Regions from separate parts of the Homo sapiens genome. Here region 1 is linked to region 2. The links are chromatin loops, found by intact Hi-C in ENCODE. Cell type or tissue: PC-3. All regions are shown on one strand. Links, peaks and the distances in the headings refer to the core of each region. The heading gives the core; the rest is flanking DNA. Region 1 has its middle 87 kb from the start of SPATA13. Region 2 has its middle 10 kb from the start of SPATA13.

Region 1 (15,122 bases), core at 2,956-10,955, 75 kb after region 2:
GGCTGCAGTGCAGTTGTGCAATCATAGCTCACTACAGCCTTGAACTCCTGCGCTCAAGCAATCCTTCTGCCTTGACCTCCCAAAGTGCTGCGATTACATGCATGAGTCATCACACTGGGCCAGCTTTTTTTTTTAGTAAGAAATAGAATGAGACCTACAGCCTCATACTATTGATGTGAGTTTATGATACTTACAGACATGCTACAACACTATATTTCACAGATGCATACATATCCAAGGACATAAGTGCTTAGGCTGGGAGGAGAAGAGTGAATGACAGTGGGGAGTATAAAGAAGTGGGAAAAAAAGATAATAAAATAAAATAAAATAAGAGAAGGGCCTCATATAGATTACCGGTGAACTTTGTATGATTAACTCAACTCTTCACTTTTTGTCCCCTCCAAAAACCAAAAAAGTGGTGGTCTCTCATGCATGACTTGGACAGATCTACCTGAAAGGAGTCAAATTATTGCATCAATTAGGCCAACAGCAAGGACAAAATGGAGGTCTTTGACAGTAACACTATGTGTTCACTCATCTTTACATCCACAGCACCAAGCATATAATAGACAGGAAATAAATGCTTAGATGAATGAATAGAACAAAACTTGTTGATATTCATGCAGGTATTTTCCTCCTTTCCTTACCAGAGGATGACAGAACCCTCGGAATGACAAAAGGGAGCATTGGGAACTTATTAGGAGGTACGTGTGTTTCCAGGAGGTGAGGGGACAGAAGACAGGTGCACTGGAAGTGGTTTCCCAAATGTCAAGAGAGTTGCCTAACTCTTTGGAGGAAGATAAGACTCCAAGAAACAAAATGATTAAAGAACAGCCCACGAGGCATACAGTAATGCACAACATTAACATGTGCGATGGACGTTCCACATGCCATAGGGCACAGAAGATGAGTCTGTGCCCTACACTGTTACCTACAGGCTGAGGTGTACAATATGTCATACAGTGTCACTGATACTCTGTGACATCAAGGCCACCGATGAAATCTCAGATCTACCTGTAAATTTAAGGGGAAGTTACCTTCTTAGGTGGTGTGCGGCCTGTCCACACTAATGGGTCCCAGAGTCCAGCCTGACTGGCTTGACTTCCCACCTGCTGTGTGTGCGCAGTGATCCCCATCCTCCCTTCCCACCAATTCTGTATTTATGTGGCAAGATTGTAGCTTTTGAGTGTTTTATTCATTTTGAGTGATGATGCATGTGATGGTGTCAAGGTGACTTGGGCCCAAGCCGCCAAAGCTTTTGTTCTCATTTCTAGTAAGTCGTTGGTTCCTGCTTATTCTCTTCACAGCCCATTCATTCCATAGCAGGGAATGTTCCCACTTGCTGTGATGTCCTGAGCCATTTGTTTACAGCAGTAAACCTTACTGGGGTGTGTTTCAGGAATTTGATTCTAGGCGCTGCTGTTTTGACATACGGTCATGTGAAGGAGAAGAATCCTTTTATGGCAAAGAAGAACACTGGGGTTAAAAGGCTTTGAGATTTAGATTTGCCTGTTTTAGATAAAAGACCCAAGAAGTAATTTCTTCATAATTCACAGTTCACTTTCTCACTTCTCCAGCTGGGTGATGTTGAATATTTTAATATAAAATTCCTTCTAATTTTGGTTTCATTTCCATTTTGAGGCACTGGAGTTTAAAACTACAAATCAATTCCTAAGCAAGAAATGCTGTTAGACCTTAACTTGAAAGTCAGCATCTTCAGATATGCTGGTTGGGACACGGGTTGACTTTGTGACTTACTGTAGACAGTGTATGAGTATCCCCATCCTCACGGGAGAGTCAAGTAAGGCCCAAAAGGTGAGAGGCGAAATGGGGAGATGTAATCAGAAAGTACAAAATTGCAATTCTATAAGATGAGTCCAGAGACCTAATGTAGGCAGGAGGCTGTAACTAATGATATATAATTGCACACTAGCACTGTGCCAAGGGAGATTTTAGATAAAAAAGAAGAAAGAAAGAAAATAAAGTAGAGCCCAGGAAAGAACTGGACCCCATACTTGGCAGGAAAAGTCTCTCCCTCAAGCCGTCAGGACCCCCCTGTATTACTAGCATTTGCCCATCCTGCCTAGTCTCAGGTCGGGATCATCAGCTGAAACTTCTAGACAAGACTCTGAAAGCAATCTGCAACCAGGTAGCAGGGAAAGTTCAGCCAGAGTCTTTCAAATGGAAAAGCCCAGACCGGGAGTCCTCTGCTCTGCTCCATCTCTGACTTCTCTGCAATCCATTCTGCAGCAAGAAACCAGGGTGATCTTTTCAGAGTAGCGTGGATCATGTCACCCCCTCAGCTCTGTTTCACCTCATTCAACAGTTTCCCAGTGTTCTTGGTTTACCAATAAAACTGCACCGTAGCGGACAAGGCCCTGGATGGCTGGATCCTGTTTACATCTCCAGTTCTACTTCACACCCAAAGTCTCTCCTGCAGCCATGTGGGCCATCTACATCCCGTGTTCCCACATGCCTCAGGGCCTAGGCACCCGCTGCCCTCCCCCGAACTGCTCCCCCTCTTCCCTTCTGCCACTGCCTCCTACTCATCCTCCGTTATCAGATCAGTACCACCTCCTCCAAGAAGCCCTCTCCAATTTTCTGGTTAGGCCAAATCCGGTGAACTGTGCCCTACATCTTCCTTTAGAACAATTCCCAGTTGGAATTTCATATATTGGGTGATGATACAGTTGTCTGTTTTTCCACTGAATGGTAATTACCAAGAAGCTGTGCCCATCTCCCAAACTGTTGGGTCCACAGTACCCAGCATGGTAAATGAGGATACAGGATGTCTATTTAGTCATTGACTGAATGGGGGGATGAATGAATAAATGAATGAGCAAGCCAGGGCTGAACCCCATCACACAACTGGGATAACAGCCTTGGCATGGAATGGGAAGGTGAATGTACACTGATGGGCTATTGACAGCAGAGTTATGCACTTAAGAGTATGACTTTATGGACTAGGGCGACAACTGCTTCCTAAACACACCTACTGGGAAATGGAGATCTAGACTGAGAGTAACAACAAATAACAACTGCCCAGGCCTGCTGCTGTCAGCACCATGCTGGGACCCTCACTCACATTATTTCTAGAGGTTAAGTGAGCATACTTAAAGTCACATTATGTCAGAAACTTGGCTCCACTAGTCACTAAAAGTATGTCTTAATTAGTGAAGTGCCCCAGGCCTGTTTTCTCATTTGTAAATGAGACAGTAACAGCATATACTTCAGACTGTTACTGTGAGTCTTCAATGAGCTACCATCTGTAAAGCCCTTACCATGGTATTTGGCAAACACCAAAAATATCAAAACTACTATCATGCCCATTTCAAACACAGGAAAACTAGTAAATGGTTGGGTCAGAACTCAAACAGAGGCGTGTCTGGCTCCAAAGTTTTGCCTCTCTTGATCCTGCTTGGTATGAGGGTGGGCAGCACCAAGTCTCTTGGCTGAAGGTCTTTGGTATTTGCAGGTGAGCTAGGCTGGCACTGCTGTGGGGGCGAGCAGGTGGCAGGCAGGCAGCTGTGCAGAGCTCTGACACACGTGCAGGAGGAGAGCAGGCATCAAGTGGTGGGACTGGGAAACTCCATGAAAACTCATGGACGCTGGGACCGGTTTGCAAAGTTAGTGTGGGGTGAGCAAGAAGCTGACAATCGCAGGCCAAGCCTTGAAGGTCCTCAGATCAAGGCTGAGATCAAGCCTGGGGTGGGACAGGGCCTGCAAGAGAGAAGGATGTGGGACCAACCAAGGGAACAAAGAGTTGTGGGCCCCAGAGCAGACCAGTTCTCACAACAGCAGTGGGACCACCTCCCGAGGTTTCAAGCCATGGGGTTGGACAGCAAGAGGAGGAATGTAACCTGCACCTAATATTGGAGATGGGCATGCATTTTCCTGTAGAAGTATGGATTATACACGGTCCTGGGGCCTACAGCATAGTGTGTGCCGCTCTATAATACACTGTGACCTGAATCTTCCAATATGAATCCAAATTCCATATTCTGTTTTGTCTTTTTTTTTTAAATTTTATTTTAGATCCAGCAGATCCCTGTGCATGTTTGTTACGGGGTATCTTGTGTACTGGTGGGGACTGGGCTTCCAGTGTCCATTCTCCAAATGGTGATTGTACCTGATAGGAAATTTTTCTTCCCTCACCCACTCCCTTCTTCCCCCATTTTGGATTCCTGAGCATCTATTATTTCCATCTTTATGTCCGTGTGTACTATATCTGTTCTTTCGTTCCAGTATGATCACATGTACTTGTCAACTCATGGATCCCAATTTTGGGTTCAGAGAACATGGCTCCTGTAACTATAGTTAACCTCTACTGTGAATTAAACCAGCTCTTGTGGACTGGGCTCTTTTTTTTTTTTTTTTTTTTTTTTGACATGGAGTCTCGCTCTGTCGCCAGGACTGGGGCTATTTCTCGTAGGAAAATTTGTTCCATGTTCCAGATAACTTATGGAATGGAACCCTAAGGCATGGCCTGCATGGTAGAAACAGCTATTTGCTATTAAGTTCAACTGTGATGTGTGGTGCCCTTCCCAGACATTCTTTTATTTTCTTCTAAGCCACCAGAGATCGTATTTTAACAAAAATAATAATAATGAAAACTGGCTCGTTAAGAAACCCAGGGTCCCCTCAACAACATATGAATCAAAGGGAAGGACTTTGCCGTATCCCCCTGGAAAGCCTGTCTTAGGAATAAGGCGAGGTTGAAGAGCCGATCTGCTGCAATGACTGTGTCAGCCCATCTGGCCGTGAATCCAAGAGGACTAGGGGACTCCTGTCCACCCTGCATGTAAGAGGACCTTGCTGGAACACGCCCCCTGGGACTGCCTTCTGCTTGACTTCCACCTGCTTTTCTGGGGGTAACTTCCTTTTACATAAGAGTGACTCTCTTTTGTCTCTAGGTGTTTTCTCTTCTTGTGAGCGGATCCTTCCTTCCTTCCCTGTCCTTGCACCTCCCTGTGTCCCCATTGTCTTCGTTTCTGCATTTTGCATCCCCCACAGCACCACCCCAGACCCCGGGTCACCAGAGCCACAAGACCCTCAGTGGCCTGGTTTCCTGTCCCGGGGTCTGCTGCTTCGTTCATATTCACTCTTCTCAGTTAACGAGGAGCTTTGTTTCACTTTTGGCACAAATAATATCAAAACAACAATTGAGAAGCAAAACATCAAAAACAAATCCAGGCACTTGGCCATCCTTTGGGACAGCTGTTTTCATTGTCTGTTCCCCTCGTCCTTGCCCAGTTGCAGATGTGCTTTCCCATTGATTTATTTCATCATCCCTTAGTCTGTCACTCAGGGACGGAGAGTCTGCCAGGCACGGGGCTATAACCTGGCACACAAAGATAAACCACTCATTTCCCAGGAGTTCAGGCTGCATAGTTAATAATCAACTTTTAAGAACTGCACCTGTGGCAGTTCTTAAATGATAAAAGCATGTACACTGCTGTTTCTGTTGTTTTCCTCAAGAATTTCTAAGAACTTCTCAGTCAAGAATGCACATCAGTGGTGCTTATTACCTTAATGAATTTCAAAGTCCTCTTTTCTCTGTTTTACAAGTGGGGAAACGTGTTTCCGTGTGAGAGGAAAACAAAATGGTCAGCTTAGTTTGGGCAGCACATTCTTAAGATATCAATGGAAACAGAAGGTGTTTCCACCGCATGATTTGCTAGATTTAGTTTTTTCCCCCATTCTAGACTATTTTTGGTCCTAATTCTTCTGCAGAAATTATTTCTTCTATAGAAATCTCTCTTCTCCCAGGAGAGAGACATCAATAAAGGGAGACAGCGTGGCGGCAAATGCTTTCAGGCCCAGCTCTCCTTTCCACCCACAGGCTGCTGCAAGACCAGCGGCAGAAAGAACAGTGCTTCCCGTCCACTTTTTTTGCACTCCAGAATTGGAGGTCAAGGTGAAAAACTGTCACTCATTTTACCTCCAGCTGAAATTACAGACAACAGTCATGTTTCTTTGAACTAAATACTTAACTTTTAAAAAGCGGGATAAGCAACGTTGTCATAACTTTTCCAGTTCTGTGAAGTAGAAACAGTGCCAGCATTATGACTAATCTCATCAGCAAACCCAGCTAGCTGGTATCAAAATGTCATGGGGTCATTTGAAAAAAATAGGACATTTTAGCAATTCTAATTAAGTCTTGAGTTTATTTAAACCCTTGGCTTAATGAAAAGATTTTTCCCCTTTATTAACATTTGTTTTATTTTTACTTTTATTATTACAAGACTTTCTGTTGCCCAGGCTTATTCATTATTTCAGCCAACAAATATTTACTGAGTGACTACTATTTGCCAAACCGAGATCCAGGCTCTGGAGATATAATTATGTAAAATAAGCATGAGGTCTGTGCTTTCATAGAACTGATATTTTAGTGGGAGATTAACTATGAAGAAAAACTAAATTAATACTAAAATGTTAGAGAGTAATAGTAGCTACATACAGATTTAAAATAGTGCTGTGATGAAGAGTAACTGGGTGGTCAAGAAAGGCCTCTAGCAGAGCAGGACTGGGGCACAGGACCTGGGTCTACCATGTTCAGTTAAGTATGGCCTAAAGGTGCCTCCTCACATATTCTAACCTTGGCCTAAGGGTTTTTCCATACAGAGGAAAACATAACCAAACTGCAGGTGTAAACAGACTGTAACTTACTTTGCATCAATCACAGAGTTTCGCCAATCACAGGCAGCCAACTGTTCAAATAAGGCAAATGCCAAACTGCACCCAGCCTAGCTGTGTCTGTGCCTTACTTCCCTTTCCTGTATGTCTCCTTCCTTTTTCTGTCTAGAAATCCTCTCTGACCACGTGGCAGCATGGAGTTGCTCCAAACCTATTCTGGCTGGCTAACAGGAGGTTGTGCTGCCCAATTCAAGAATCTTCCTCTGCTCAATTAAACTCTGCTAAATCCAATTGTCTGAAGTTTTTCTTTCAATGGCCACCAGGATTCAGTTATTTGAGCAAGTTCCCTAATTCCTACAAGGGTTTTTTTTTTAATCACTTTACTCCTCATTGGTAAAATTTAGATAATAATAACTCCTAACTCACAGGATTGGTGCAAGATTTAAGGAGTTAATGTGTGTTAGAGCAGTGCCTGATACATAGTAAGTGCTGCATAAGGGACAGTCATCATGAGTACAATTAAATGTGCTAAGCATATACACCCAGGTTCATAGCCATACTATTCACAATAGCCAAAAGGTGGAAGCAACCCAAGTGTCCATCAATGGATGAATGGTAAAAAAAAAATGTGGTCTATTCATACAACAGAATATTATTCAGCCTTAAAAAAGGAAGGAAATCCTAGCACATGCTACCACGTGGATGAATCTTGAGTTAAATAAACCTGTTACAAAAGGACAAATACTGTGTGATTCCACTTATATGAGGTACCTAGAGTAGGCAAATTCATAGAGACAGGAAGTAGAAGGATGGTTGCCAGGGGCTGGGGAGAAACGGGCATAGACAATAGTGGTTTAATGAAGACAGTTTCAGATCTTCAAGATGTCCTGAAGATTGGATGTACAAATGTGAATGCACTTAACATTACTAAACTGTATGCTTAAAAATAATTAAGATCGAAAATGTATGTGCATCTTACCACAAATTTTTAAGAAGTGCTAAGTGTAAATTACAATGTGAAATAAGAATCAGGGTAGAGACAGGGAGTAGCAGCTGTACAGCAGCAAAGTTTATTGTGGTGTGCAAGGCTGCACATCTCCAAGAATTTCCATTTATGTCTTGGTCTACGTAACTGGCACACCAGAGGTGCTCAGTTCACAGCCTTCCTGAATATTCATGGTGTTTCAGACTATTTCTCCCTCCCACATCTCCCTGAGGTGTTAGTCAAGGTTCTTGTTGCAAGCAACAGAAACTAGCAGGAGAGAAGTTTATTTAAAAGATATTAGATGGCTTGAGAACTAGGCTCAAGGCCAAACTTCCAGGAAAGACCCAAAATCATGCTGCAGTAAAGGCCTGATGAGAAAACCATGCCATTGACCTCACTAAGTCCTAAAAGCTTTAAGGACTGGCCTAAAGTCCACTTACTCAAATGTGGCAGTAGCTGCTATGGCCACCGGCACCAATGTCACCTGTGTGTGAGGACAGACTGCCACTCCCAAGAACTGCATGCCTCAGCTGCCACTGTCACAGGCAAAAATGAATTCCATGTGGAACTTCCTCCTTCAAATTTCTAACATATGACAGATAGGTATAGACAGATATTTATATTGTATCAAATAGAAAACAAGTAACAAAATTACATGCAGGTGAGTCTGACTGATGGCGCATAAGCCACTTGCCTGGGCCCTAGTTGATGAAGAGGCTGGCATGGTGAGTTTTCTCAGTTCTATCTTGGGGTAGTGGGATTCACAAACCTAGAAATTTTTTTTAAATTGCAAGGTGAACAGTACAGAGCAGCTGAAACCTTGACAAATGTCCACTACAGTCCCCCACTTGGCCTTCCAACACCAACATACAATCTTCTACACTTCAACCTAATGATCATGACGTTATCCAGAAAATGGTCAAATAACTCACCATTGCCTTGGATTAAAAAAACTGGACATTATCAAAATATCGGTGATCCCTATGAAAATCTATAAATTCATAGAGACAAGATCTACGGGATCAATGTTGGACAGGTTCAGCTTAAAATGCTAAAGGAACCCCACATATAGAGTTTGCGAGTTTACCTGGTTTTCACATATGGGCTGGAGTCATCTGTGCATTAGGTTTAGTTTTGGATGAGATGACCAAGGATTCAACTTAGACTACACTTAAGGGGATGTAAAAAAAAAAAAAAAAAAGGAGCCAACAGTAGACACTGAGGAGGAGCCATTGCAACTCAGAGGAACCAGGAAAAAGCGATGCCGAGGGAGGAGAGGCTCCAAGGGCATCGTAGGTGCACAGAAGTGATGAGATTGAAGAGGAAAATCATCTCTGGTTTGGCAAGCAGGTCACTGGTGATGGCCCAGAAGGCAGATTCAATGAAATCCAGAAGGCAGATTCAATGAAATCATGGGAATGGAAGCCAGGATTCTGGGGACTGAGCTGTGTGTGAGCAGGAGGGGCTGGAGAGGCAGTGAGTCTAAACAACCGTGTCAGGAGGCTCATCTCTAAAGTGAAGTAGGTGCATCAGAAGCCCTGATAGAACAGGATGGCCCATGTCCAGCCCTGCCACGAGCACATACTGTGAAGATCCACCTGCCTCAGGCTCAATGCGAACATTAATCATCTATATTCCCAGTTCATACAAATGCTTGATTTCCCATTTATCTTTCTGCAAAGTCCATTGAGTTTATCCAGGTAGAAAGATTTTAAAGACAGTTTCTCTTCTGCTGTACGGTACTTAAAGAGAGACAACAGTTTTGGCAATGACTTGAGGGCTTTTAAAAATTAATTTTCAGCATTGATTCTACATTGTTTGTTCTGTATGTCTAGGGTTAGTTACAAGCCATTTTACATTCTAAGAACACATTTAGCCTTTGAGAGAGAACAGCTTTTCTCTCATGTACTTGTGTGTTCAATTTTGTACTTTCTCCAATTCACTCTTCCTTAATATTCTTGATTGGACATGTGCACTTCTTTTATCTTCTACAAAAATGAGAAGACGGCATATGGATTGAATTATTAATACAGCAAGCACATGTTACATCTTTATGCCAACACCACCACCAATACCTTGCCATAACCAGCCACAAATTCTTAAGAGCTCTAGCTGTTAGAGCACTCGAGTCAGCTGTTTTAAAGTGCACACGGGGAGAATCATCTTGCTCAAAAATTCCTTAAAGTCTTACAAAGTTAAAACTTTGCTTAACATAAAAACAGAGCTTCCAGGCATCCAGAAAAACAGCAAAGTGAGTGACAATGCCAAGAGCCTCCTCCTCACTAAATGCCCTTACTTAGAATACAATGAAAAATGTTTATCAACAACAATGCCAGCAAGGAACATTAAATCTGATGTGATTCAATGCAGGGTGTGCCTGTTTGTATGTACGGTCAGACACCAAAGGAACAAGCTCCATACTACAGAGGGCTGAGTCAGACCAGAGGTCACATCTCTGCGTGCTGGTTTTCCCTAGTTCCACCAGACAGAAGCGATTGAGGATACAGGGTGAGGTACTTTATTTCTAAGCCTTGGCCTTCTCATCTGTAAATTACAATCAGACCCACTTCACAGAGTTGTTATGAGAGTTAAAGACAACAATGCAGATAAAGGTTCACTCTAATGCCTTGCACCAATAATGGTGGTGGTGGTGATGTTATTATTCCACTTAAACACAGTTTCCTGAAGTTCAGCATAGCAGGCTAAGCTCCAACTAGCTTCTGGATCACTTCAGACAATGTCTGGCTTCCCACCCTTTGGTCTTGCTGCCCTCCATTCCAATGTGTCTACTATGAGTCCTAGGGCTCAGGTGACTCCACTGAGATGCAGCTGTCTCCTCTACAAAGGAATCATATCTCATCATTCAAGCAGTTTATGACTGGGCTTAAGCACTAGTTTTCTACGCATCCCTAGTTCCTCTGGTCATACTAAAGTCCTCCCTGAACCATGAGTGCATTCATCATGGTTCTCCAGGGAAACAAAACCAACAGAATATATACACAGATATAGACATTAACACAGACGTAGACATATACATAAAGGGAAGGACCTGACGCCTACAATTGTGGAGGTCAGCACGTCCTAAGATCTGCAGCACGAGTTGGCAGCCTGGAAACCTGGGAGAGCTGAGGACATAGTTCCAGTCTGAAGGCCGGCAGTTCTGAGATCCAGGAAGAGCTGCTATTTTGGTTTGAGTCGGAAGGCAGAAAAAAACCAGACGTGCCAGTTTGAAGACAGTCAGGGAGGGGGAATTCTTCATTACTTGGGGGAGGGTCAGCCTTCCGTTCTATTGAGGCCTTTAACTGATTGGAAGAGACCCACCCAAATTAGGGAGGAAAGTTGACTTCACTCAGTCTACTGATTTAAATGTTAATCTCATCCAAAATCATTCTGACAGAAACACACAGAATAATGTTCAACCAAATATCAGCACCCTGTGGCCCAGTCAAGTTGACACATAAATTTAATCATCACAATAAACACATAGTCCCAAAGTAAGGCCGAAGCTAATCAATCAGTAAAGTTCTATTGGCTCAGAGTAGACACAACCCAAACCACGACCAAAACACACCAGAGACGCCAAGTACATGGACTTCTGGAAAGAGATATCTCCTCTCTCTCTTCCTTTCAATTGGGGGGCCATCCCTACCCTGAGGGAAGTGAGCATATGGTAGGGGGGCGGCAGAGGAGGCAAGGAGAATCCCAGAGAAATGCTGCAGCCCTGGTCAGCCACGCATCAGGGCTAATTTCCTCGGACATTTCTGTTGCCCAAGCAGACCCATCATGTTTACCGTGCAAACCAATTTGGATGGGTTTTCTGTCACCTGCAAGATGAAGTCTAACTGCTCTACTCTGACACTGGAACCGTTTTAGTCCACAATCTGCCCCTGCTCCTGAACTCTGTACTCCAAGCAAGCAGTCAGTATGTGAAACACCGTCCAAGCTAAACTATGTTCTTGGAGCTGAGAAGATGTTCCTCAAATGTCCATGCTGCCTAGCCTTACCTCTATCCAATGAGTTACTTGCCAGAGACCCCTCTACCGCACTCCCACATCTCAGATAGGAATGCCCTCCCAGAGTGAACTCACATTGGGGACCTTCCTTTGGCCTCTGAGATTTGCAGTGTTGGTCACCTTTTGGGGTCAAGCCCTCAATCCTGCCATTTCCCAACTTTCTCACTGTCACAACGGTCAGTGCCATTTGGTCTTAGATTATGTACAAATGATAGAATTATTGAACTGGTAATATTACATGAATAACAGAATAAATGATCAAACAAAGAACAGTTGTTGGCAGGATAAATGCTGTACGTGTTCAAACAAAAATAATGCATGTTAGGCATGCACCCCTGGAATGTAAAATTAAGAAAAATAAAAACAAAGTTAAGTCCTGGCCAGGGCAATCGGGCAAGATAAATAAATAAAGGGCATCCACATAGGGAGAGAGGATGGCAAATTATCGCTGTTTGTAGACACATGATCCTATATCTAGGAAACCCAATCTCAGACCAAAAGCTTCTTAACCTGATAAACAACTTCAACAATGTCTCAGGATGCAAAATCAATGTGCAGAAATCACTAGCATTTTTACATACCAAAACAGTGAAGCCAAGAGCCAAATTACGAATGAATTCCCATTCACAATTGGCAAAAAGAGAACAAAATACCTAGAAATACAGCTAACCAGGGAGGTGAAAGATCTTTACAAGGAGAACTACAAACCACTACTCAAATAAATCAGAGATGACACAAACAAATGAAAAACATTCCATGCTCATGGATGGGAAGAATCAACATTGTAAAAATGGCCATACTGCTCAAAGCAATTTATAGATTTAATGCTATTCCTATTGAACTACCATTGAGATTTTTCATGGAACTAGAAAAAAATATTTTAAAATTCATATGAAATCAAAAAAGAGCCCAAACAGCCAAGGCAATCCTAAGCAAAAAGAAGAAAAGTGGAGGTATACGCTACCTGACTATACTACGCAAGAATATACTACAGGGCTACAGTAACCAAAACAGCTTCTGCACAGAAAAATAAACTATCAACAGAGTGAACAAACAACCTACGGAATGGGAGAAAATATTCACAAATATGCATCCAACAAAGGTCTAATATCCAGCATCTATAAGGAACTTAAACACATTTACAAGAAAAAACTTCATTAAAAAGTGGGAAAAGGACATGAACAGACACTGTTCAAAAGAAGACATACATGCGGCCAACAAACATATGAAAAAGAGCTCAATACCACTGATCATTAGAGAAATGCAAGTCAAAACCACCATGAGATACCATCTCATGCCAGTCAGAATGGCTATTACTAAGGCTCTCACTGCATAAGAATGCAAGTCAAAATAGTCCAAAAATAACAGATGCTGGTGGAAATAACAGGTTGTGGAGAAAAAGGGATGCTTATACACTGTCAGTGAAAGCGTAAATTAGTTCAACCACTGTGTAAGACAGTGTGGTGATTCTTCAAAGACCTAATGACAGAAATATCATTTGACAAAGCAATTTCATTACTGGGCACATACCCAAAGGAATATAAATTGTTCTATTATAAAGACACAAGCACGTGTATGTTCAGCACAGCACTAATTAACAATAGCAAAGACATGGAATCAACCTAGACAGATTGGATAAAAAAAGTATGGTACATATATACCATGGAATACTATGCAACCACAAAAAAGAACAAGATCATGTCTTCTGTAGGGAGGTCATTATCCTTAGCAAACTAGCAGGAACAGAAAACCAAATACCACATGTTCTCACTTATAAGGGGGAGCTAAATCAGGAGAACTCATGGACACATAGAGGAGAACAAAACACCCTGGGGCCTATTGGAGAGTGGAGGGTGAGAGGCAAAGAGGATCAGGCAAAGTAACTAATGGCCACTTGGCTTAATGCTTGGGTGATGAAATAATCTGTACAACAAACCCCCATGATACAAGTTTACCTATCTAATGAACATACACATGTACCCCTGAACTTAAAATAAAAGATAAAAAACAATTTTAATTAAAAACAAAACAACTATAATCCTAGCACTTTGGGAGGCCAAGGCATGCAGATCACCTGAGGTCAGGAGTTCGAGACCAACCTTGCCAACATGGTGAAACCCCATGTCTACTAAAAATACAAAAATAGCCAGATGTGATGGCAGGCACCTGTAGTCCCAGCTATTTGGGAGGCTGAGGCAGGAGAATCACTTGATCCTGGGAGGCAGAGGTTGCAGTGACCCGAGATCATGTCACTGCACTCCAGCCTAGGCGACAGAGTGAGACTCCATCTCAAAAACAAAACAAAACAAAAAGAAATCATGCATATTAGGTCAAATCAGCAGCTTTTTCTACCCCAAGATTCTGTTCCTGAGGTGACACAGCATAGAGCCTTCCACGCTGTTAACTTCAAAAGAAATATTAGTTTCAATTTTCCATCTCAATGGATTTTAAATTTGATATTTATTACAGCTCTATCACTGTGAATTTACTTATATAACTTTCTTGAATCTACTTGTATTTTTGATGTATACAAAAACGTGGGCTTGGTATTTGATGGAAAAGTAGTTCTTTATGTCTTGCTTTTTATGAAGACACCCAGTTTTGATGCTCTTAAGTTTAATGACTAAATCCCTATTTGACCTAATTATGATCCTTGACTTACAAAGGGTACATACATATAGCTCAGGAAGCATAGAACAAGAGGCAGGGACATGGGATTAGTAGGATTTCCAGCTATTTGCTATCTGGATTCTGGTGTTTATTCATGGAAGTCATAACTGAGTGGAGTTCCAATCAGGGATGGGGAAAGTGTGAAGACTGAGACTGAAGTGTAAAGATTGGGCAGGCAGCAGTGCCTGGGCTGAGAAGTCTATGCAGCTTGGTGGGGTGTGGGGCAGCATGGAGCTAGAGGGTGCTGGATCCTAGCCAAGAGGGAACAGAAAGAAATGCAACCAACTTCATCTGCTTCCAGTTTAGCTCTGAACTGGGTATACTGAGGATGGCACAAGAGAAAGGCACTGGGCTCTAAAACTGTGAGGTTAACAGAAGCTGCTTTAGCTATTATCTTGCAAATGGCAACCCCAGGCCTCTGCTTGGTTTGGTTTGCCCCTCCCTAGGTTGCAGTTCTATGGCTGTCTACCAGTCTGCCAGATCTGGCCGGAGTCTCTGAATCTGGCTGCCACAGAGGGCGGATGCCTGCTGGAGTTTGAAGGTTGACTGTGCAGTTGGCATTGTCAACCTGAGCCTGCTCCCTGTTTTTAAGCCATGGTGTGTGCCAAGCAGCAGAGTCTTGTTTGAAAGAGTGAGGAGGGGAATGAAGGTGGGGGGCCTGAGGGGTGAAAACAGACCCCTCCTGGCCCATGAAGGCAGGGGCTGGCATGAAAGGAGCCATTGTGAGCACAGTGAGCACCTGCTGTCCCCTCCATGGGTGAGGCACTCCCGCCTTTGAGAAATGCCTCTGCTTTGATGCACAGCTCAAAGACAGGTTT
Region 2 (15,122 bases), core at 3,892-11,891:
AGAATGTGTCTTTCCCTTAATATTTGTTGGACACTTATGCCACGTTGTTTACATTCATCATTTTCTTAAATCCTCAAGACAATCCTTGAGGTACAGTTATCCTTCTCATTTTATATATGGGGCAAATGAAGTTAGAAGGGTTGAACGAATCATCTGAGGTCACACAGCTGGTGAGCAGTGGAGCCAGGATTTGATCTCATGCTCCTGTTTGAAAATGCTCTGAACAAAGCAGTGCTGTGAGCTCCCCCAGGGTTGGGGAGAAGCAATGCTGTATTCCATCTGCTGAAAGTTCCATTCAGCAGGGGTTTCTCAAGAGGTACAGGGCAGAAAGGAAACTCCTTTCTCCTCATTTCAGTTTTTTTTCTTTGAGGAGCTCCTATAAAGTAACCCGTATGGCTTCCGCCCCACCCTCTACTGCAGAAAAAGGAGTTACCAGCCGGGCACGTGGCTCACGCCTGTAATCCCAGCACTTTGGGAGGCCAAGACGGGCAGATCACGAGGTCAGGAGATCGAGACCATCCTGGCTAACACGGTGAAACCCCGTCTCTACTAAAAATACAAAAAAAATTAGCCGGGCGTGGTGGCGGGCGCCTGTAGTCCCAGCTACTCCGGAGGCTAAGGCAGAAGAATGGCGTGAACCCGGGAGGCGGAGCTTGCAGTGAGCCGCGATCGCGCCCCTGCACTCCAGCCTGGGTGACAGAGCGAGACTCCATCTCAAAAAAATATATTAAAAAGAAAAAAAAGAAAAAGGAGTTACCTGACTGGTTGGAGAAATCCATTGGTAGACTCCCTTGATAGAATAACCTGATTTATTAATTTATTAACAGCACAGAGTATTCACTCTTTTTTAACCTTTCCGCCCAGACTACGGCTGGGAGAAATCTGCGGTCAGTGTCTGGATGCCACAGACCAGACTTTCACCTGGAGGAAGTAACTTAAGGTCTAGACCGGGTTAGGGAAGCAGAGGCAAAGGAGCTGGGAGGTCACTCAGAGATCATTAGCAACAATTGTGCACTCATTCTCCAGATGATTTTGTCAGTAATATCACTGACATTTTTATCTTCATCTAGCAGCCTCCAGCATCTTGTTGGTTGTGAAGGTGGCAGGGGACAAAAGGGGGTTGGTTGAACCACAGATGCCTCTGGCACATAAGGCAAGACCCAAGAGAGCAGGAGAGAACCTGAGCCTCTTCTGCTCTCTGTCCATGTGGGTTCTAGGAAAACTTCATAACCTCACTTTGACCGGCTCCTTATCTGTGATATCTTATGGTGAAAATTAAGTGTAATAATGTATGTAAAGTCCCAGCTCACTGCCTGGCACGTGGTCAAATGCTCAATAACTGGTGGCTATCATTGATTAGAATGGATAAGGTGCGTTTGCTATATTTTATTCTACAGTTTACTAGAGCAGATCTCTCTCTAATTTGAAGCTTCCTAGGATGACAGAATAATGTTTGGCATTTATCACATTATCTTAGCACATAAGTATCTATTTGGCTATTGGGGTGCTGGGAAACCCAATTAATTGAGGCACAGAGAGGAAAGCATTTTGCCTCCAGGAATGGGTCATCAAGGCCAAAGGACTAGAGTACAGATGGGGTGGGCCAGGAGCCAGATCCAGTGTGCCATCTACGGTGCCTCCCTGTCTGCTCGGAGACAGGGCCCCCATCACACCTGGGTTTGGAGGGGGGAATACGAATGGGCAGGGCAGCTACAGGCAAAAGAGGAGAATAAACGGTCTCACGCTGTCCTCACAGTTGCTGTGGACAACAGGTATGGCAATTCCTCAAAAATCAAAAAACTAGAATTACCGTATCATCCAGCAATCCCTCTTCTGGGATATACCCAAAAGAACTGAAAGCAGGGACTCGAACAGATATTTGTACACCCACTTTCATAGCAGCAGTATTCACACAGCCACAAGGTGACAGCAACCCAAGTATTCATCAATGGATGGATGAATAAACAAGATGTAGTAAATACATACAATGGAATATCACTCAGCCTTAAAGAGGAACAAAATTCCGACACACGCTGCAACACAGGTGGACCCTGAGGACATTACATTAAATGCATAAGCCCATCACAAAAGGACAGATACTGTAGGATTTCACTTATATGAGGTATCTGGAGTAGGCAAATTCACAGACAGAAAGTAGAATGGTGATTGCCAGAGGCTGCAGTGGGAAAGTGGGGAGTTACTGCTTAATGGGGACAGAATGTCAGTTTTGCAAGATGAGAAATGTTCTGTGGATGGATGATGGTGACGGTTGCATAACAATATGAATGTACTTAATGTACTGAATTGCACACTTAAAATTGTTAAAATGGTAAGTCTTATGTGTATTTTACCACAGTTTTTAAAAATGTCCCATTTTCTAATCTGCAGGCCAGAATCTGCAGAAAGCCATTGGGATTTTGCAGTAAAGAGCTGTCTCTGCCACTCACTGACTCTGGCTTGGTTCTGAAAGCCCTGTAAGCTTCCACTCCATCCCACTGCCCATCAGTCCCACTTTAAATAATGAATCTAGGCACCGAGAGTGTGTGTGGACTAGCACTGATGCAGACCACTTTACCAGAGCCATCCTTCACAAGCAGTATTCTCTTTGATTTAATTGAGTAACTCCTGAAAAACCTGTCTTCTTTATTAAATTTTCATGATTGATAGCTTCATCTGTCAATTTTTGGTTTATCACTTGGACTCCATCATTACACAGTAGGCCCTAAAGTTCTTCCGTGACAGATCTCTGTCACTGGGGATGGAGCACCACAGAGGCACATAGACCTTTCATAGAATCCCCCTTTCATCTTTCACTAGCTGGGTGCTTTGGGCAAACTGCTTGGAACCTTAGTTTCTTCATCTGTAATATAGAAATAATAATAACCAACCGGGCAAGGTGGCTCACGCCTGTAATCCCAGCACTTTGGGAGGCTGAGGCAGGTGGATCAGGAGTTTGAGCCCAGCCTAGCCAACATGGTGAAACCCTGGCTCTAGTAAAAACACAAAAACCAGCTGGGCATGGTGGCACACACCTGTAATCCCAGCTACAAGGGAGGCTGAGGCATGAGAATCACTTGAACCTGGGAGTTGGAGTTTGCACTGAGCCAAGATCATGCTATTGCACTCCAGCCTGGGCAACAAGAGCAAAACTCCGTCTCAAAACAAACAAACAAAACTGGTCTATCAGTCACACAGCTCCAAAGAAGTGAATTCTGTCGACACTAAGAATGAGCTTGGGAGCAAATTCTCCCCCAGTCAAGCTTCTCTATGAGAACACAGCCCAGCCCAACTGTGGCAGCAGCCTCATGAGGCCCTGAGCTGAGGAGCCAGCTAAGCTGTGCCCAGACTCCTCACCCCTGGAAACTCGCTTAAAAGTGTGAAAATAAATGTGCATAGTTTTTAACACACTGTGGTGCTTTGTTCCACATCATAGAAAACTAATACAACATGAAAATACTGAAAATTTCTAGCGCCTCAAAAGACTCCCTTATGTGCCCCTCCCCCCCGTTAGCAATGCCCAGTACCCCAAAGGTAAACATTAATGTTTATTGCCATAAATTACTTCTGTTTTTGAACTTCATATAAATGGAGTCATGCAGGATGTATACTTTTGTGTCTGACTTCCTTAACAGTATGTCTGAGATTCATCCATGTTGCTCTGTGTAACACTTGTTCATTTTTTTCATTGCTGTGTAGTATTCTGCTGTTTGAATATACTATGTCCTATTCTATTGTTGATGGACAATTAGATTGTTTTACTTTTGGTTACTATGTGGCCAGGACATGAACATGCTTTTAGTGGAAAAAAAATCACACTCTTGTTGGGTATTTACCCAGGAGTGGTACTGCCAGACTATCAGGTGTGCATATGTTTACCTTCTGTAGCTACGGCCAAGCTTTTTTTTTCAAAATGCTTGTATCAGTTTACACTCCCACAAGTGGTAGAAGAGAGTTCTACATGGTCCCCCACCTTCACTAAAACTTGGTATTGTCTTAGCCTCAGTTTTCTAATCATAAAAATAGGGATAACAATAGTTCCCACCGCTCAGAGTTGATGTGAACATTAGGTGAGAACATACATAAATGTCCTCATAAGATAACACTTGTTTGATAAAGGGTGGATATTTATTTCCACTAAGCAGCTCAGTCACATTGTTAGAAGTGGCTGGGCTAGGATTCCAACCCCAAGGGATGAATTCCAAACTCCACTCTCTCACTATACCTCACCAGCCCACTTCCCAGTAATTTTTAGTGGTCATCAATCTCCATGGATATTTCAAAATGACCTCCTCTTTTAGACTCTGTTCTCCTGTGTAGATCCACATAAAGTATGTGCTCTTCATACATATGGCTTCAGAGATAAATGGAATTGCAATTGACATGGGTAGGGGATCTGTGATTATTTTACCCTAGACCTACAGTTTTCCTTGCAGCGTACCGTGGATCATTCTCTCTACCACGTGTCCTCTGTTGAAAGTGGCCTTGGCTGCCTTCACTGATTTTGTCATCTGAAGGGTGTACTTTACACATGCTGAGTCCTAAATTGTCAATGTCTTCACTTCTCTGTCATGTACTAGCAGAACCCTAGCTCTATTATTTATTCCTTGTCTACCTGACAAGAACAAGTTCCTTTTTAGGCAATGAAATGGAGTGTGAGAAGAGTGTGCTGGTGGCAGTGAGGAGGAAGTGCACAGAGTGAAGGCCAGCCACGTGGGCCACACAGCCCAAAGACAGGACTGCAGGTGGAAAATGGGGCACCCACATCAGAGGTGCCAGGACCACCAGGGCCTATTGGAAACCCTAAACATACATGAGACAGACCAGCATGACAGCTCCTTTGCCAGGCAGCTAATGTGTCTGTATGTGGACGTAATGTTTATGATGGGGAGATGCAGATGATAAAATCAGAGTAAAGAGACACCATCCACAGAGGATGCCCAAGTCCCAACTCAGAGGTCCTAAGTAGACATGAGCACAGACGTAACATAGACATTTTTCTCACACACACGCACAACACTGCTTTTGTTTTGCATGTTGACCTTTGTCACATTCAGCTACGCTGTGTATTGGGTGTACTTAAAGGTTACACGGAGGTGAAAGTCTCAATGTAAAATGTAAAAGTGAGAAAGAAAAGAAATAATCATCATTTGAGTTCTGAACATTTGAGGGAGGAGAGGAAGAGAAAGAGAGAGAGAGAGAAAGCTGCTTCAAGACCTGTCAATTCCTCCATGATAAGGACTTGGAGTGGCTCTGCATTTTGTCTCTGGCGCCTTGCTCAGAGTGACCATCCAACACAAGCCTGATGAATGAGCAGCTCATATTTGAAGAACGGGTGATGGTGAGTGACAGAGAGAGACATCTTCCACAGCAGGACTTTGAAAAGGCCATGGGCATCATTTTGCTGTGATTGAAAGCACTGGTCACACAGACGGGGATGTGGGAGCTGTGGGGCTGGAATGCTTTCATGATTTTATTCCCTCACTGGCATAGAACACCCGCTGTGCAAGACCTCACTGGGGAGGACCTCCCTGGTGGAGCTTATCAAAGAGGCGGAAGAGGAGGTCGTTACACACAATGTGACAGGATGGGTGTCAGACAGAGCTGTGAAGTAGGCACAGAGGAAAGTGGCCATGTCCTTGAGCAGGAACCACTGAGTCCCATGGCACCTGGCCTGTGCCTTGTTTGGGGCTGTGCCTTGTGCTAGAGTCAGAAAGCTTGTGTCCACCCTCATGAATGGGAGGAGTGCCCTTATAAAAGGGGCAGAGGGAGTCCCCGTGCCCCTCCCACAAAGTGAGGGCACATACAAGGCATTATCCATGCAAAAGGGTCTTCACCAGACACTGAATCTACAGGTGCCTTGATCTTGGACTTCCCAGCCTCTAAAACTGTGGGAAAATAAATATCTGCTGTCCATAAATTACTGAGTCTAAGGTATTTTGTTACAGCAGCCTGAACAGACTAAGACTGTTCAGTGTGTTCACGTATCACACTCTGCCTGTGTCTGCTGCTCCTGGAAGGCCCTGCCACCTTTAGAAAACCAGGCATTCCCTGAGAACTGAACCACATCTTCACAGCTTTATGCCTTTCTCTCCCTTTGCAGCCCTCATCCTGGGCAATATCAATTCACTAGTGTTAGCTAAATTAATCAAGCATCTATACTGCTTAGTACTGTTAAAGACTATGCAGCTGGTAAAAATGGTAAAGTCTATTAAATACCTAGTATGTGCCAGGTTCTGTTCTAAGCATTTTACATGTTTTACTCATTTAATCCTCACAATAACCCTAAATGGTAGGAACTGCTAATATTACCATTTTACAGATAAGGAAGCTGAGCCCTCTCTGGTAGGTTGGTGATGTACCCACAGCTGGTGTTTGAACTTGGACAGTTGAGTTCCAGACCCAACACTCTTAAAAAAAAGGAAAAAAAACTCCAGTAATGGACATCTATTCATAATTTGAAATGTTTATTACAAAACCCTGACAGAGACAGGACTTTCATGTATATAACTGGGTATTTTCATTCTCTGTCAAATAAGTTGGTTGTAAATGATGAAACATTCAATATTACAGCCATTATTATTGTCTAGTGCATGGTTACTAACAGCCAGGCACTGTGTTGCATATTTCACTTCATCATTAAAACCAGGGAGAGTTTATCATTATTTTCATTTTACAAATGGGGAAACTGAGCCAGGAGTTAAACAAATGGTTCCGGGTCCTCAGCCCCATGTGTTTGACAGAGCAAGGATTCAGACCAAGATCTGCCTGTCTTTCAAAGTCCTGATGTAACCTGAATGCTGAAGGACGCATGCCCACAATCACAGCACAGATAGCTCAGCACTGCGGGAGGAAGCATCTGGGTCTGAGGGCCATCTCCTGGATTCTGTCTCCAGAACTGTGTGATTTGGGGCAAGCCTCTTAATCTGTGTGAATCTCAATGTTATCATCTGTAAAATTATGAGGATTATGAATCTTCGCAGGATTCCTGTAGGAATGGATTAAAATATGCAAAGACCCCAGACAGGGACTTGTCAACTCTTTAGTGGGGGTTTTGTAATGCCTAACTTTATGCATCAATTTGGCTGGGCCATGGCGCCCAGTCAAACAGCATCTAGACAGCAAACACATCTAAACAGCAGTCTCCGTGTGGCTGTGAAGGTATTTTTAGGTGATACTAACAGCTAAGTCACTAGACTTGAGTAAAGGAGAGAGTCCTCTGCCATGTGGGTGGGCCTTGTCCAATCAGGGGACAGTCATAGGAGAGAAGATGTGGGTTCCCTGAGGAAGAAGGACTTCGGCCTCAAGACTGCAACACAAAAGCCTGCCTGAATCCCCAGCCTGCTGTGGCCTGCCTTGCCCTGTGGATTCTGGACCCAAGACTTCAACATCAACTTTTACCTGAGTCTCCAGCCTACTGGCCTACTTACAAATTTTGGACTTGCCAGCCCTCAAATTTGTGTGCAATTCCTTAAAAAAAAAAATCAATCAATATTTATCTCTCTATACTTCCTATAGGTTTTATTTCTCTGGAGAACACTGACTAATTCAGGATGGATGGGAAGTTAGAAACAGCCTTAAAAAGGAGGTCCTGCCTGAACCAGGTCTCCCCAGAGGGCACCCATGCCAGTCGGTGACATCTCATAGGATTGGAACTCCCAGTGCTGAGATGCACTGCCATGCCACTGAGGCTGCAGGCTGCTCTCTAGGGGACTGGCAGGAGCTGTGCAGCAGTGATGCCACTTGAGAGCACTGAGGACATGCGGTGGGTGCACTGGTGCTGGGCAGGGAGAAACCCAGGGTGTTTGGAGAAGTGGAGGCTGTGGGAGGAGAGCACGGGAGACGGGCACTGTAGAGCCAATGTGTCTCAGGACAGAGGGTCTGGCCCACCATGTTCTAATGTGACTGTCCCCCATCAGTCCACCTAAGAATCTCAGCATTGCCCAGCTCCGTCTCCTCCAGGCTGCACACCTGGCCACCAGTCAGGCAGATACCAGCTTTCTGTGGGACAGTCCCCCGACTCTCCCATGCCCCACACTCTCCCTTCCCTCCCCACAGCCACCCTGTGGCACAGCAGCTCTCTCCCTCCCCGACAGCCCCTGGATGCAGGCCTTCCCATCTCTGTGTTCCTCCCCAACCACCTCCTGCTGCCCAAGAGCTCTTTCTGAAACACCCCCAACTCCTGTCAGGCCTCAGCACCCACACAACCGAGTTCAAGTTTCTTTGCATGTCATGCAAGGCCTGTGACAACCTGACCCGCAGCTCTCCAGCTCTATCCGCCCCGCAGGGCCTTTGTACAAGCCGCTCTCCCTCTGGGTTCTTCCCCACATGGGTGGGAGCTTTCCCGCCCCCATCAGCCATTTCCAGTGATTCAAATCCAAGCTTTTAGCTCCAAATTCAGGACGCTGCACTACACCACAGTGACAGAAGATCTAGGAGTGTTAGGTGGCCTCAGGGCATCTCTGATTCCTGAAAAAGTGGCAGCAGAACTCCTCTAATGAACACTAGAGTCAACCAGGGATTGTCTCTTCAGAGTCCACCCTTGGCCAGATTTGGACACAAAATTCTCACCAACAGAAAGGGAAGGTCCAGGAACAGAAGACAGGCAAAATGCCAGGGTGTTTTTCAAACTTCCGACCACAGCCCACAGTGAGATGCGTATTTCACCCCCACGATCTCACATATGAGAACATAAAGAGAATGACAAACGATGCCAACCTTTACTTCATGGGGTGTGTTCGGTGTTCTCTCTTCTCTCTTGGGTTGTTGTATTTAATTCTGGTGGAAATTTGCTAAATTCATTTCAGGACTCACTAATGAGATAAAGCCCATCACTGGAACACACTGCAGTGATCAGCAATGTGGAAAACGACCCAGTGTGATGGCAACAGGCAGGGGGCAGACAGGACGCCTCTTTCATCTGCCCCATGGCTTCTTCCTGCCCCCCTTTTGCCCACTACCTCCTTAGTCACAAATAAGTTTACCGTGACATTCAAATCCTCATTCTCCTTTGTTTGTGGACGGAGCCTACATTCCTCCAAGCCCAGTCACCAACCCTGAGTCACAGAGCCCTGCTCTCATGTGGCATGCATAGGAGAGCATTTCCTGGTATAAACAAACACTCATGGAAACCATGAATAATAAACAAGCCGCTCTACCAGAATGAACAGCAGCTCCTGTGTCCTTACTTCCCTTGTTCTACCCCTCCCTGCCTTCCTCAAGCTTTCCAGATCTCTCTGGACACACACTCATTGCTAGGACAGAATGCTCCTGTTTAGGTGTTTTACTTGTCTGATGTGTTTGGTCCATTAAGCCTTGTGTACAATGCCAACAGTTGTAGGCATAAGAAAAAGACTGAGCCAGTTCCTTGCAGAGATTCTCAACTCTTCAACCAAGTTCTCCCTCTGACTAAAAGCCTCTGGTCAACCATATTAAACTCCTAACGTATCACACTGGTTATGTGTACACCAAGGGCTTGTGTTTGATGCTTCAGGTCAGAAACTCCTGCAGGTACCCTGGGAGGCAGTGTTAAGGAGCAGAAAACTGAGATGGTTTCATTTTTCTGAGGTAATTAGGTAATACAGCACAGGGTTATACCCCAGCCTATTTATTCCAACCCTATGGCCATTTCTGCTCTGATGGGATGTATGCATTTCAGGAAAAAAAAATAAAAAAACAAAAAAGCCTTGTGTTCTGTGAAATTGTGCACAAAAGACAACGGGGCTCATGAAAGTAGGACTGAGACCCCTTGAACCCTGAGGACTTCATCACCAGAGCCCTAACAATAGTAACGATCGTAATCAAAAGACATAGGCAGTTGAAAAGGCACATTAGATTCCTAGCAAGGAACTACAACTGCAAATGCTGTGCAGGAATGTCTTTTAAAAATATGGGAAATGATATGATTCAACAATTTTACCCCTGGGTGTATGCGGAAAAGAACTGAAAGCAGGATCTTTAACAGATATTTGTACGCAACATAGTCATGGCAGCATTATTCACAAAAGCCAAAAGACAGAAACAACCCAGGTGTCCAGTGGTGGATGAATGGATTAAAAAAATGTGGTGTATACATACAATAGAATATTAGCCTTAAAAGGAAGGAGATTCAGACACATGCTACAACATGGATGAACCTTGAGGACCTTACGCTAAATGAAATGAACCAATCACAAAAAGACCAATCCCGTACGATTCCACTGATATGAGGTATCTAGAGCGGTCAAGCTCAGAAAAGGAAAGTAGAATGGTGTCTGCCAGGGGCTAGGGGTGTGGAGGGAACGGGGAGTTAATGTTTAATGGGTACAGGGTTTCAGTTTCAGCTCTGGAGATGGATGGTGGTGTTGGTTGCACAGCAATATAAATGTACTTAATAGACTTAAACATGGTTAAGATGGTACGTTTTGTTCTGTATATTTACTACAAGTTTTTTTAAAAGGTGTGGGTGGCTTCCTGGAAGGGGCTTAACAGCTTGAGAGTTGACCCTGCTGAGATATGAAGACAAGGGCAAAATGCTCCCAGATTGAGAGCACCGAGCAATCACCACTTCCAACGGAGAAGGGAGCACACAGAAGAGAGTGGATAGACAAGCTTGGCCAGCATTAACGTGTAGGGCAGAAATTGCTATGAATCAGCACAACTTTCACATGATGGTGACACTCTGCCCCTATTTACCAGTCACCTACAAGCTAAATTACAGAAACTCACATTTAGCAAAGCAGACTACACTCACTGTCATGGCCCAGTTACTCAATACGGTCATCATTCTATCTCCTTTCCACCTTCTCTGCATCCTGTTCTGCCTAAAGTACGAGACATGCATCACACATACCACCAGGCCAATTAATCAGAGTAGTCTTCTTGAAACAATTTTAATTATAAGTGGAAAAAGCATTCCATTCTTGATGGTAAGAAAAAAATTATCTGAACAATCAGATATCATCTTCCATCCAATGCATGCTTGGAGTTATGGGCAGCGGAAAATAATAAACTCATCCAGAGGCCTATTGGGCAATGAATTTATTGACATATTTCAAGACTCGCCAAGATGTTTTCTTCTCTTTATTTCTAAGTGAAAGGCATAGTTTTTCTAGGAAAAAAAAATCATGCCTGAATGAGATTTTTTAAAAGACTGGAGCTTGTAAAATGTTCAAAATTGGTGGGGGAGGGGTGGGGCGGGGACGGATGCGGTGGTAAAGAAATCTCAGTCCATCTGGGAGATAGGATATTCCGTAGTGTGTAGAGGGCATTTGAGACTGCAGGAAGCATAGCCGACCACGATGGAAAATGCTTTAGACACAAAGGTATATACTAATTAAATGTATAACATAATCATGGCATTCACATATCTCTAACCTGTGACAAGTAAGAGAAGTATTGGCATTTTTTTTAAATTGCTGTGCATTTCCATTTCCTTAGTGCCCTGTAAAAGAACATTTTAGAGGTTATTTATAGCCTACTTTCCTCTGTGTTAATTATCATACAGGTTTATGTATTATTTCTTATCTATGTAGATAAGATTATAGAGTACTTAGTTATGTATCGCCCTAGCAATTTTAGTTACCAATTCCTATCTTTAAATGAAAGCCAACGAATTTCTTGCAGGCCTGCCTGCATGGAAGCAGCTAACGATCACAAGGGTACTCGGTGATCTGGCCTGGCCGCAGGGAGAGGAGTTGAAATTGGAGGACTAACTGTATCTGGCTTACAGAGTCTGACCTCCCTTTCACAATGGGAACAGCCTTGTCAGTGAAGCTGGAGTGCCCCGATTTAATTGGCTTCAGTCCCTGAAGCTGATCTATGAATTAGGCTGGCTTTGCCAATGGGATCAAGATACTCAAAGTCTGTTGACTGAGACTCCCTCTATCCTAAATAGAAAGTGGATAGGTGCTGCCTAAAATACCATTTCTCCTGTGTATCATCCTCCCCTCCTGCTTAATCAGCAAAGATTCCCAAATCCAAATTCTTCCTGGCTGCCAAAGCTCTCCAGAGAGGGACCTTGTGCTACCTGTTCAGTCCAAGTGTCTGCCACTCCTCACCACATTCAGCTGCAGACAGATTGGCCCCCGCAGTCTATGCCTGTTGACTTGGTCGGGAGTGCTCGTCCCCCTTCTTTCTCACATATGGAATAGGCTCCTTCCCTCCATCAGCATAGAGCTCTCTCTCCTCCAAGCCCCAGCTGTGCTCTGTCTCCGCCGTGAAGTCTTGGCCAATGCTGTCCACAAGGATGTTTTTCCTGTCTTAGTCTCCTTCACGCCCTCCTAGCAGCATCACCAATTTGAAAATTAGCCGTTCTCTATTTATTGATCATGCACAATTCTCTCCACCTGAGCTATGTTTCCACTGCCTCAGCCTCACCTCAGTTACTAATACCTTCATTCCCCAAACTGTAAGTTGAGAATTGCAGGAAGAGTTCCCCAGTCCCTGCTTTGTTCTAATCTAGCTACACAAATGCTGTTATTCAGGCACCAATGCCACCCCTCTGACTCTTCTTACTGAGGCCTGGAGTACTTTCATTACATCTGTTACCAGCTCACTCGGTTTATGTCCTCTGTGGACTCACATGAACTGAGAACAATCAGAGGAACGTGCTGGTAGGGATGCTACAGACAGCTTCCTTTCCCCTGCAGGGACATACTTTAAACCTTGTTCAAAGCCCCTGAAAAGTCCTGTTTGGCTGGAATCCTCTGACTCTTTCACAATGCCACCACTGTTAGTAACAGCCCTAATTAATACCTTCAATAGAAAAATGAAGTTAGACCTTTGCCTCTGTCTACTTAGTATTTTGTGGCTGTTGTAAAAAATCAGATTCTTTCAGGGCAGTAGGATTTACACATTTTAATCAAGTGCCTTTCACACTGTCTCTTTCTGACACCCCCAGCATCTAAATTACAAAGTGATGTCAGTATTGCCAGGAAGTTGAAAAGAAGGTGGCTACGACAGTCTCCTTTGACTTGCCCACTTCAGAAATAGTGTACCAGCTCATTCTAACTATATTCACAATGTCCCTTTCCTCTACCTGCCTCCCACCTTATCACTACCCAAGGGACCTCTGTGTCCTCACCCTCCATTTGATCATAGGTCTAATGAAATATTCATCCAAATTTGGAAGTAATGAAGGATTTATTGGAAAGTGGGCAGCATCTTAGGCCAAGGGGAAAGCTTTGAGCAGAAACTGGAAGACAAAGGCAAGGAGGTGGATGGCCAGGAGGGTGCAAGGATTTGCTCAGCATACCGTACTGCACGAGGCTGCCACCAGAACCTGGAACCCTAGTCTCTGCCTCTTCCGACCCTGGTCAAGAAAACACCAACTACGCCACGCTGGCCAAAGTCTGAAAGGTGGGATCCTCTCTCGGTGGCTGCTGCAGCGGGGCTGGTGTGCTGCAACCCGGACGGAGCTGAGTGAGGGGCACAATGGCAGCAACCTGCAGGCACCAAAGAGCCCCCAAGAGCTGCTCAGCGGTGCCTGATCAAAGTTTGTCTGGGCCAGTGCTTGTGCATTGTGTACGCTGTGCGACAACCAGGAAGGAGAGCTGGGTTTTGCCATCCTCCAACGCTTCTTAAATAGGAAACTTTTTGGGTAGCACCTGGCCTAGTTCCTGGAACACAGAAGGTGCTGAGTGATGTTAGTTTCATTCGCTCATCTTGTCTCTTGGGCATGGAAAAGAGTTTACAAGTGCTCTTTCATTATCCATCTTGATGTGGGAAGGTGGGGCAGGGGAAGATGAGTACCCGCTCTCGCCCTTTGGTGTGATGTTTGTGACGTACACGAGGCATGTGGGAGAGTGGATCACAGCATTGGACAGACTGGATCCAAGTCCTGACTCGCCCACCTACAGTTACATCCCAAGAGGCAGGGGCTTAGCATCTTTGGGAACTGAGTTTCTGCTCTGAGAAGTGGGATCACAATAATGACCTTGCAGATCCCACTGGGGCCACTGAGTTAGTGCACATTCAGCTCATGAACATTCACAGTCGGGGGTGTGGTGGGAGGCTCTCTGTTCTCCCCACTCTACGTGCTTTGAGTGTTTCTGGCCAACCCTGGGCGGCCTTTCTCACCTGTGACCTCTCATCATATGCCCTGTGGTTTCAGGGCAACCACATGAGATAGGTGTTCTTTTTCCCATTTTGCAGATGAGGACATTAGAAGAATAACTTGGCTAAGGTCATCTGGCCAGAGAGAAAGTGTCACATGTTCCTCCAAGTAAGTCCTTTCTCCTAGTCTTAGAGGTCACATCTCAGAACCTCTGGGACTATCTATAGCAAGACATGGCATCAAGTAGCCAGACAGTTTCTGAAAAGGGCTCAGCCCCCACTGTTAGATGTTCTGTGGTTCCCCTGGAGGACGTTTCGGGTTCCCTGTGGGTGGTATCAGGACGTCCCCCAGAGCTCAGGTCACTCATCTCTCTCCATAACTGGCAGCAGAGTCGGAAAGCCTGGGAAAAAAAGACTTCTACTTGGAAAGGAGCAACTTTTTAAGTTAGAAAACACATTTTTCTTTTCTGCTTTCGGTCACTCATCTTTGCAAAAATAGAAGTAACTATCAATTTATCCAAAATATAAAAGAACATAGGAATGAGAGCACTGCCAGCAGCTGCGGATTTTTATCAACACAAAACCTCTATTCTAATGCCTTCCCCTTGCAACCCTGCTCCAGGTACTACTTAGGATTTTTACTTTAATATTGGGGAAAAATGGGAGAAGTAAAATGAGAAAGGGGGAAGGGGCAACGTAGGTTCCCTCCCATATTTCTGGGCACTTGCAGTTGCCTTAAACACCAGGGGCTTCCGTCTAGACTTCCTGCTTCCTGCCCACTGACTCCTTGTCTGCAGGCTTTCTCTGGTTTGGACCAGGCCAAAATGCCAGAAAAGGAATGCCCTGGGGAGCACCCTCACCCAGTGGTGGATGGAGACTGAAGATGAGGCACCAGCCTTCCCTCCCTTCCTGCCTCTCGCCTGCTGCCCGGCAGGTGCTTCCTGGGATCACCTCCTAAAGAAACAACTTGGACTCAAGCCATTGTCTCAGGGTCAGCTTCTGTGTGAACCCAACCTCCGAAGCAGTTTGTAACCAGTGAGAGGCCAGGCATGGATGGAGAGCTGCTTCAGCCCTGCAAGAAAGGAGAAGGC

Evidence for each region. Peaks named below come from ENCODE experiments on the same cell type or tissue, not always from the same donor. Only the 100,000 strongest peaks of a DNase experiment are listed, where the experiment ranks them.
Region 1: it touches region 2 in a loop (7-fold over the local background); 6 of 110 quality-filtered maps call a loop at or near these places.

What each region holds. Positions count from the first base shown.
Region 1 is chr13:24,066,526-24,081,647 of GRCh38, reverse strand. It overlaps a transcript of SPATA13 not described here. Among named protein-coding and RNA genes, the nearest start is that of SPATA13, 87 kb to the left of the region's middle. In PC-3, for the core only: no CTCF peak of the experiment used is centred there; DNase peaks (open chromatin) are centred at 6,037 and 10,027; H3K27ac peaks cover 1,778 bases.
Region 2 is chr13:24,142,911-24,158,032 of GRCh38, reverse strand. It overlaps a transcript of SPATA13 not described here. Among named protein-coding and RNA genes, the nearest start is that of SPATA13, 10 kb to the left of the region's middle. RefSeq lists an enhancer at 7,910-8,586 and a silencer at 14,869-15,122. In PC-3, for the core only: a CTCF peak has its summit at 8,862; DNase peaks (open chromatin) are centred at 8,632 and 9,042; H3K4me3 peaks cover 1,215 bases; H3K27ac peaks cover 3,862 bases.